Regions from separate parts of the Homo sapiens genome. Here regions 1 and 3 are each linked to region 2. Evidence: chromatin contacts called from ENCODE Hi-C data. All regions are on one chromosome and are shown on one strand. Each heading gives the region's core, a stretch centred on a gene start or an enhancer-like site at or near the end of the contact. The rest is flanking DNA. Distances are from core to core; before and after follow the strand shown.

Region 1 (3,003 bases), core at 85-2,584, 1.6 Mb after region 2:
AAGCGTGCACCACCACACCCAGCTTTTTTTTTTTTTTTTTTTTTTGTAGAGATAGAGTCTCCCTATATTGCCCAGGCTGGTCTCAAACTCCTGAGTTCAGGCGATCCTCCCATCTCAGCTTCCCAAAGCTCTGAGATTACAGGTGTGAGCCACTGCCCTGGCCCATATTTTTTTTTTTCCATTAGACTGTTTTTCTGTTCCATTAGACTGTAAGCTTGAAAGACAGGAACCACGTCTGCCTTTCTGTCTGACCACTGGACCCAGCATACCATACAGTAGATGCCTAATACATGCTTTGTCAGACTGGGGAAAAATATATATTAGATATTAATATTAGATATTAATATATTTTAAAATTGTATAAAGATTGCATATATATATATAATTTATTTGAAATTTCAGCTTTAAATAATTGTTTTTGACCAGGCACAGTGGCTTACGCCCATAATCCCAACACTTTGAGAGGCTGAGGCGGGAGGATCCCTGGAGCCCAAGAGTTCAAGGTTGCAGTGAGCTATGATTGTGCCACTGTGCTCCAGCCTGGGCGACAGAATGAGACCCTATCTCAAAAAATAATAATATAATAATAACTGTATTTATGAATAACTTTTATTTAAATTAAATTTATCAAAATCTTTCTTGGACAGGCACTGTGGCTCATGCCCGTAATCCCAGCAATTTGGGAGGCTGAGGCGGGGGAATCACTTGAGGTCAGGGGTTCGAGACCAGCCTGGCCAACTGGCGAAACCCCGTCTCTACTAAAAATACAAAAATTAGCTGGGGGTGGTGGCGGGCGCCTGTAATCCCAGCTACTCAGGAGGCTGAGGCAAGAGAATTTGAGCCCAGGAGGTGGAGGCTGCAGTGAGCCGAGATCGCGCCAATACACTCCAGTCTGGGCGACAGGTACTGTGTCTCCAAAAACAAAAAATTCTTAAAGTGACTTTATGCAAAATTACATACATTAACGATATAATAGATATCGTGCCTTTTTTAAGAGAAATTTGAATGTTTTCAAAGAAAAAACTTTTTGGAAAATGATATGAAAAATAATTTTAATATGTGCTTTAGCCTCGGGCTACCAGAAGAGCCCCAGATAGGGTCGAGGGAGGCCTCAGTCCCACACCGTCCCCTTCTGCCCCGCCCAGATGGATTTCCAGGCTCAGGGAAGTCCCCTCTCGGGTCCAACCATATCCTGCGAAGAGACACAGCACCTGTCCCGCCTCCGCCTGTCCGCGAGGTGACGCCAGGCGGACCGGAGCGATCCTCTGGAGTCCTTCATCTCTATGATCTCCGCAGCTGCCTAAATGACCCGGAAGCTGTGTCTGACTGAGGGGTCAGTGGTTCCGGGTAGGAGCTAGGTGACCCTCGGCTGCTGCAGGGATCTGCAGCGACTGCAGCCATGGGGGCCCACCTGGTCCGGCGCTACCTGGGCGATGCCTCGGTGGAGCCCGACCCCCTGCAGATGCCAACCTTCCCGCCAGACTACGGCTTCCCCGAACGCAAGGAGCGCGGTGAGGCCCAGTGCGCAGGCGCAGCCAGAGGGCGTGGGGCGCGGGTGCCTGAACACCTGGCACCCCAGGGCTGGCACCCCAGGGCTGGGCTCTAACCTCAGGTGTTGTATCTGGGTTTGGGTCTAGACTAGGAGTCCACAGGACGTGCATGACCCCACCTCAGTGTGGAGGCGTTCCAGCCCAAGGGCACGGCTTGAGCAAAAGCCAGGGAGCAAAAGTGAGGCGACAAGTGGGGGTTCGGGCAGGAATGCGACGCGCAGAGCTGGGTCGAGTCTTTTTTTTTTTTCTTTTGAGACGGAGTCTCGCTTTTTCTTTCAGGCTGGAGTGCAGTGGCTTGGTCTCGATTCACTGGCAGCCTCCACCTCCCGGGTTCAAGCGATTCTCCTGCCTCAGCCTCGCGAGTAGCTGTGATTACAGATGTGTACCACCATGCCCAGCTACTTTTTTGTATTGTTAGTAGAGACGGGGTTTCTCCTTGTTGGCCAGGCTGCTCTTGAACTCCTGACCTCAAGTGATCCGCCCGCCTCGGCCTCCCCAAGTGCTGGGATCGCAGAAGTCAGTCACCACGCCCGGCCTCGGGCCAAGTCTTGGGGGACGTGGGGAGTCATGGGAGGGCAGGGACACGTTCATTGTACCCCCTTCCTGATGTCACTGCAATTGTGGGGTATGCACAAGGAAATAAGGAAGATTCGAGCTGCAAATACTGTCCTGCAAAGTGCTTTGTTTTGCTTTGAGACGGGATCTTGCTCTGTTGCCCAGGCTGAGTGTAGTGGCACAATCACAGCTCATTGCATCCTCGACCTCCTGGGCTCAAATGATCCTCCCGCCTCAGCCTCCCGAGTAGCTGGGACTACAGGAGCGCCCCAGGATGCCAGACTGATTTTTTATTTTTTGTAGAGTTGGGGGTCTTGCTGTGTTGCCCAGGCTGGTCTCAAACTCCTGGGCTCAAACGATCCTTCTGCCCAGCCTCCCAAAGTGCTGGGATTGAAGATGTGAGCCACTACGCCCAGGATGGTTTTTTGGTTCGTGTGTTTGTTTTTGCTTTTAATGTAGTAATATCACAGGCATACCGAGCACCAGCTCTGGGCCACGTCCCACATTAGGCACCGCGGATACAGCAGGGAACTGGAGGGATGCAGGCACTGTCTCCAGAGAACTCAGCACAGTGGGAAAGATTGTGGAATCAGGCAGAGCTGGGGGTGTCAAAGCAGGCTTCCAAGAGGCAGTGGCTGGAAACAAAGACGTGAAGGGTGGCCGGTCGTGGTGGCTCATGCCTGTAATCCCAGCACTTTGGGAGGCTAAGGCGGGCAGATCACCTGGGGTCAGGAGTTTGAGACCAGCCTGGCCAACATGGTGAAACACCATCTCTACTAAAAATATAAAAATTGAGGCCGGGCATGGTGTCTCACACCCATAATCCCAGCACTTTGGGAGGCCGAGGCGGGCAGATCACGAGGTCAGGGGATTGAGACCATCCTGGCCAATGTGGTGA
Region 2 (3,143 bases), core at 602-3,101:
TCTTGAACTCCTGACTTCGTGATCCGCCCGCCTGACTTGTTAAATCCTTACCACAACCCTGTGAGGCAGACTTTAGTGCTACTTTAAGTAATAGGTAGCCGGCTTGCCCAGGGTCACACCACTAATTTGTGGTAGAGGCAGAGTCAAACTCAGGTCTGTCATGCCAGAGGTAGTGCATCCATGTGTTTTCTGTATGCCTGAATTAGATCTGGGAGTAAGGAGTTAATTGTCCCCAAGGTCCATTTTCCCCAGTGTCACCGTACAGAATCACCTAGACCAGGGTTAGGGTTTCTCAGCCTCAGTGCTACTGACATTTGGAGCCGGATCACTCTTTGCTGCGGCAGGCTGTCCTGTGTATCGCAGGGTGTGTGGTGTCATCCCTGGCCTCTAGCCACTAGTTGCCAGTAGTCCCCACCCCAACCCAGTTGAGAACCAAAAATGTTTCCAGACATTGCCACATGTGCTTCGGGGTGGGAGTTTAGGGGGGTGGAGACTACCCCCAGGTGAGAATCACTGACCTACACTGATTATTCCCTCTCCCCAGCATAATGGACCCAGTTTCTGTCTTACTGTGAACTCTTCTGTTCTCCACTGCACACATTTATGGTGTTAAGAAAAAATAATTTATCGGAGCCTTATAATACAATACAAACAAAGTCGTCATGGGCATGGCCATTCAATATCAACAGCTGAGACTGGGTGCGGTGGCTCACGCCTGTAATCCCAGCACTTTGGGAAGCTGAGGCGGGCGGATCACTTGAGATCAGAAGTTCGAGATCAGCCTGGCCAACATGGTGAAACCGCATCTCTACGAAAAATACCAAAATTAGCCAGGTGTGGTGGCGGGCGCCTGCAATCCCAGCTACTCGGGAGGCTGAGGCAGGAGAATTGCTTGAACCCCGGAGGCAGAGGCTGCAGTGCTCTGACCCCGCCAAAAATAACTAATTTTTTAAAAAATACAGCATGTTTGAATCTGCCAAACAAAGTTGTCTTGGAAACAAACTTTGTGGTGACTTCGAGCGGCGAGCATGGCCATTTAATATCAAGAGCTGGCATCCACTGAACATGTATGCACTGCTTTTTACTTTCATGACTTCCTCTCAAGTTCCCAACCCTCTTAGAATAAGTTACTACCCTGACTCGTACAGAAGAGGAAACTTGAGGCACGGAAATAAGAAAGTCACTGGCCTAGTGTCGCAGGGCAAATAAGCCACAGCACTGGAATCCAAACCCGGGTCTCCAGCTCTGGCCTCCTTTCAACGCCAGTTCTAGCTCTCCCCTCTGCTGCCCACTCGGGCCAGCGGGGTCTTCTCATCCTTGGAGCTCCCCCGGCAGAGGGCGACTCTTCTCTCACTCACGTACAGCATCCTCTCCCCGTAATTAAGGTCTCCTCTGACCGCTCCCCTGCCCTCGGAGCGTCCCAGCCCTGACCCCAATTTCCAGTCTCCCGGCGCCGGGTGTTCCCGCCTCCCCGCCGCCTTCTGCTTCTGCTCACCCGCTTCTCCTGCATTTTCTCGAAGGCCGCCTGGGCCGGGGTCCGCTTGTCCAGGCCGCGCCGCTTCTCCTCCTCGTTCTTTTTGCTCGTTCCCATTGCTTCCAGGAGTTTCGCTTTGTCTTTGTCCTTCTTTTTCTTCTTCCTGGAAAAAGACATGAGGAGGCGGCGGGTCGGAGGATCAGGGCCAGGGGTCCCGAGAAAAGGTCTAAGGGGGATGAAGACGGAATCCCGCGGGCCCTCGGGCCTCACCGCTTGGTCACTCCCAGCTCTGCGACGCCTTTCAGCTTCAGGGGTCCCTTTTGGACCTGCTCGTAGGCCTCCATGACACTCTCCAGTGCTTCGGTAGCTGGAGTGCCACACTTCCTGTTTGCAAACACTATTTCCGCCCGAATGGCCGCCTCGCTTCTCTTTGATTGGCTGAGCTACAAGGTGAGCATGCGCTCTTGGTTCTGGACCCGGGCCACACTTCCGGGTAGTGGGCGGGACAGAGAGCCAAGCGAATGAGTGCCCTTCGATTCCTATCTGCTGCCACACTTCCGAATTTGGCGCCCACTTCCGGTCTCCCATTCTTCACACAGGGTGCTGGAAACCCAACCCCTTTTTGAGCGTTTTGCGCACTTTTGGGTGACCTGTTCTCTCTCCTTGATTTTTTTTTCTTTTTTAGAGACACGATCTTGGTCTGTCACCTAGGCTGGAGTGGAGTGGCGCGATCGTGGCTCACTGCAGCCTTGAACCCTTGGGCTCAAGAGATCCTCCCGCCTCAGCCTCCCCAGTAGCAGACTGCAGACGGGCGCCACTGAGCGCGGCTAATATTTTCATTTAAATTTTTTTGTCGAGATGGGGTCTCGCTGTGTTGTCCAGGCTGGTCTCGAACTCGTGGGTTCAAGTGATCCTCCTGCTTCGGCCTTCCAAAGCGCAGGGATCACAGGCCTGAGCCACGCCCCACCACCCCCGTTCTCTTTTATTGCCATATTTTGAGCGTTCACTGGATAGCTGAACCTAATTTTGTAAACCTAATCAGTATTCATTAATTTTTCAGCTTTAGGTAAATGACAATATCATGTGACAAGGTTGGTGGTATGTTAAAACAATTAAAAATCTATTTTATGCCGGGCGCGGTGGCTCACGCCTGTAATCCCAGCACTTTGGGAAAACGAGGTGGGCGGATCACGAGGTCAGGAGATGGAGACCATTCTGGCTAACACGGTGAAACCCCGTCTCTACTAAAAATACAAAAAATTACCTGGGCGTGGTGGCGGGCGCCTGTAGTCTCAGCTACTCGGGAGGCTGAGGCAGGAGAATCGCTTGAACCCGGGAGGCGGAGGTTGCAGTGAGCTGAAATCACACCACTGCACTCCAGCCTGGGCGACAGAGAGAGACTCCATCTCAAAAAAAAAGTACATATATATTTAAATCAGCACTTTGGGAGACCAAGGTAGGCGGTTCACGTGAGGTCAGGTGTTGGAAACCAGCGTGGCCAACATGGCGAAACCCTGTATCTACTAAAACAAAACAAAACAAAACACAAAAAGCAAAAATTAGCTGGGCATAGTAGCCTGCGCTTGTAGTCTCAGCTACTTGGTAGGCTGAGGCAGGAGAAGCGCTTGAACCCGGGAGTCGGAGGTTGCAGTGAGCCAAAATCGCACCA
Region 3 (2,906 bases), core at 114-2,613, 1.1 Mb before region 2:
AGTCGTCTTCTCTCAACCGCTGTCCATTCTTCTGGCCCGACTGCTTTCCCTTGACTCTCCCCCAAGTTCAAGGGCTCCTCAAGGGCCAGGGGCCTGGGGCTGTATCCCTACAAGTGCCAGCTTGGGGTTCATGCAGAGAGGTGTTTGCTAAATGAATAAACTGTATAGTCTCCCAGAAGTGCCCTTAGTGGGCAAGAGTAGGTGTCTGGACGGAATCCAGCTCTGGCAGCAAATTCCAGGGGATGTGAGTGGCCAAGCAGCAAGGAGCATTTAACCCCTCGTCCTCCGAAGCCCATCCTACCTGTAGCATCGTTTAGCAAAACATCACCACTATAATAATGCCCATAATATATGGAGCATTTGTTATATGCACGACACTATGATGAGTGCTTTACCTGCGTAGCAAACTTATGAGAGGATTAATTTCATAGAGAAATAAACGGAGGCTCAGGAAAGTGAAGTAACTTGCCCGAGGTCACACATCAGCAAAGGGCAGAGGCTGGATTTGAGACCTGAGCTCTCCTGAGGGCCTACCATGGCCCCGCCGGTACCACAGAGCTGGGATGCCTGCCTCTTGCTATCAGCCCTTCTCAGAACCATGGCAGCCATGGGTTAAATCGGCTGATTATGAAATTCAAACTCTCTAATTACCCACAGCTCCAAGACTTTCCTTGAAAGCTTTAGAGAAGCCCGTCACGATGGCTCACGCCAGTGATCTCAGCCCTTTGGGAGGCCGTAGACGAGAGGATTGCTTGATGCCCAGAGTTCGAGACCAGTCTGGGCAAGATAGCGAGACCTCGTCCCTACCAAAAGAAAAGGGGGGGGCGTAGGGGGGAGGTTAGCAAATAATGGTTCCCAGGGTTTGGAATCACACAGCCTTGGGTTCAAGTCCCAGCTTTGCTCCTTGCTTGATTTATGCTCTTGTGCCCTTTATGAGCCTCAGTTTCCCCACCGGAGATTGGAAAAAGATCTTGGAGTCTCTGCTTCTAGAATGGAAAGGTCAATACAGAGAGAAGAGTATGGGGGCCTCGTTTGGAGAGGAACAGGGCAATTGGGAGGCAGGGGCTGGGGGGCAAGGGCTTGGGAGACCCATTTGCAGAGAGAGGGCCCCGGCCGCACACTCCCAGGCGTCCCGCAGACCCTAGACTGCAACCCCCTTCTCCGCCTTGAGCCAGGCCCCATCCCTCCCCCAACCTCGGTGAACCCCCAAAAGGGGCGGGGCCGTTGCTCCCAGAGCCCGCCTCCACTACGGAATTGCCGCCTCTCATTGGGCTCCTAACTAGGCCAGGTCAGTCCGCAGCTGCGATAGGCCGAAGTGCCCGCCCGTCGGCACGTGGCTCCGCCTACTCGGGGGAGGAACTTAAAGGGCCGGCTGTTTCGGCGGCCGCGGGATGCCCCTGCGCTGACCGCCAGGGGCAGGTGCCCGCCCGCGTAGACGCACCCGGCCTGACCCCGCGCCACCATGTAAACGGCGCCAGCAGGCGGACGCTGGCTTCTCCGCCTGGGACCCCTCCGCCCCGACCCGGGCCCCGCGGCCCTCGATGAGGTGAGCGGGGAACGGGCCCCAAAAGGAGAGATCGAAGCCCCGGGGCCTCCACTTCGGAGGAGTGGTGTCCACCAACCCCGCGTTTGGGCTCGTAGGAAGCCACGGAGCCCCAGTGGGCTCGACCCCGCTGCAGGGATGACGAACACCTGGAAGGCGGGGGCCGGGGGCGGGGAAGCGGGGCTGGGGTGGCGCCTGTGCGTTGCCCTCCACAATCCGGGATTAGGGCCCCACTCGAGGTGGGGGGCATGGCCTGCTTCCCCTCCAGTATGTCTGGGGCCACTGCGGCTCAGTCTCGGGCGTGCGTTACCTTAGCGGCGCCCAACCTGGGGTAGGGGGCAGGCAGGCAGCTGGTCCCATCTCCAGGCCCTAGACACCTCGACAATGGGGGTGCACTGCTCGGGTATCCCCCCCTTAGGTTATGTAACCGCCTGTGGTTGCCATGGACACGGGGGCGGGGGTGGCCCAAGGAGTGGGATGGAGGCTTGGAGGCCCCCAGCCAGGGCCCTGCCTCTCCCATCCTCTTCGCCACCTCTGGGGACTTGTATAGCAGATCCCCAGAATCCAGGGTGCCAAGGAGGAAGTTCAGAGTCTAGCTTCCTCTCAGAGTGTCTGGGCCTCAGCTTGGCCCTCTATGAAACAGACCCCGGCTCACCCCGGTCTAGGGGAGCTGAGCAAGGCTTTCTGTGGCTCAGTCCCCATCCCCCTCTCCTAGGGCCTCACCTTTCAGGAGTCAAATTCAGAGCCAGGAGCCTCACTGGGGGCTCACCAAAGATTTGCATATTTTAGATGCCTTAGGAGGCCCTGGGGATATGTGAGTTAGTGAGTGCATACCTGGATGAGTTAGTGAGTTAGTGTATACCTGAATGAATGAGTTAGTGTATACCTGAATGGATGAGTTAGTGTATACCTGAATGAATGAGTTAGGAGGCCATAAATGGTATAAACTCCAGCTGGGGGGAGGGGGTGTCTTCCGGCTGGTCCACATTTGCCACAATGTCCCCTTCTCCAGGAACATCCCCACACAAGACGCCACCACCTTCCCTGTGGACACCCTGTGGGGTAAGCCATAGCCAAGTCTTTCTCTCTGAGGATAGACTAGGGTGACCCAGGAGGGTAACTACCACAAAGGCACTGCTCAGACAAAACATGTCAGTGCACGGTGGCTCACACCTATAATCCCAGCACTTTGGGAGGCCGAAGCAGGAGGAAAATTTGAGGTCAGGAGTTCAAGACCAGCCTGGCCAACATGGTGAAACCCCATCTCTACAAAAAATACAAAAATTAGCTAGACATGGTGGCACCTGCCTATAATCCCAGCTACTCAGGAGGCTGAGGCAAGAGAATCGCTTGAACCCAGGAG

What was found. A loop is a pair of places that touch in the nucleus more often than their neighbours do. Pooled maps may share reads with other maps.
Region 1: a pooled map shows a loop between it and region 2 (11-fold over the local background). The contact joins the promoter of NDUFB7 here to the promoter of FAM32A in region 2. A Hi-C loop is called at or near these places in 5 of 50 pooled maps.
Region 3: a pooled map shows a loop between it and region 2 (8-fold over the local background). The contact joins the promoter of ABHD8 here to the promoter of FAM32A in region 2. A Hi-C loop is called at or near these places in 4 of 50 pooled maps.

Annotation. Positions count from the first base shown.
Region 1 is chr19:14,570,397-14,573,399 of GRCh38, reverse strand. NDUFB7 (NADH:ubiquinone oxidoreductase subunit B7) reads left to right here and starts at 1,334. Exons shown (of 3, transcript NM_004146.6): 1 at 1,334-1,511. The coding sequence starts at 1,400. RefSeq lists an enhancer at 1,113-1,402.
Region 2 is chr19:16,184,118-16,187,260 of GRCh38, reverse strand. FAM32A (family with sequence similarity 32 member A) reads right to left here and starts at 1,851. Exons shown (of 4, transcript NM_014077.4): 1 at 1,745-1,851; 2 at 1,496-1,637. The coding sequence starts at 1,818. RefSeq lists enhancers at 2,257-2,306, 2,209-2,844.
Region 3 is chr19:17,301,882-17,304,787 of GRCh38, reverse strand. It overlaps ABHD8 (abhydrolase domain containing 8), which reads left to right and starts at 1,363. Exons shown (of 5, transcript NM_024527.5): 1 at 1,363-1,546. It also overlaps a transcript of MRPL34 not described here. RefSeq lists silencers at 1,241-1,790, 2,174-2,468 and an enhancer at 2,826-2,906.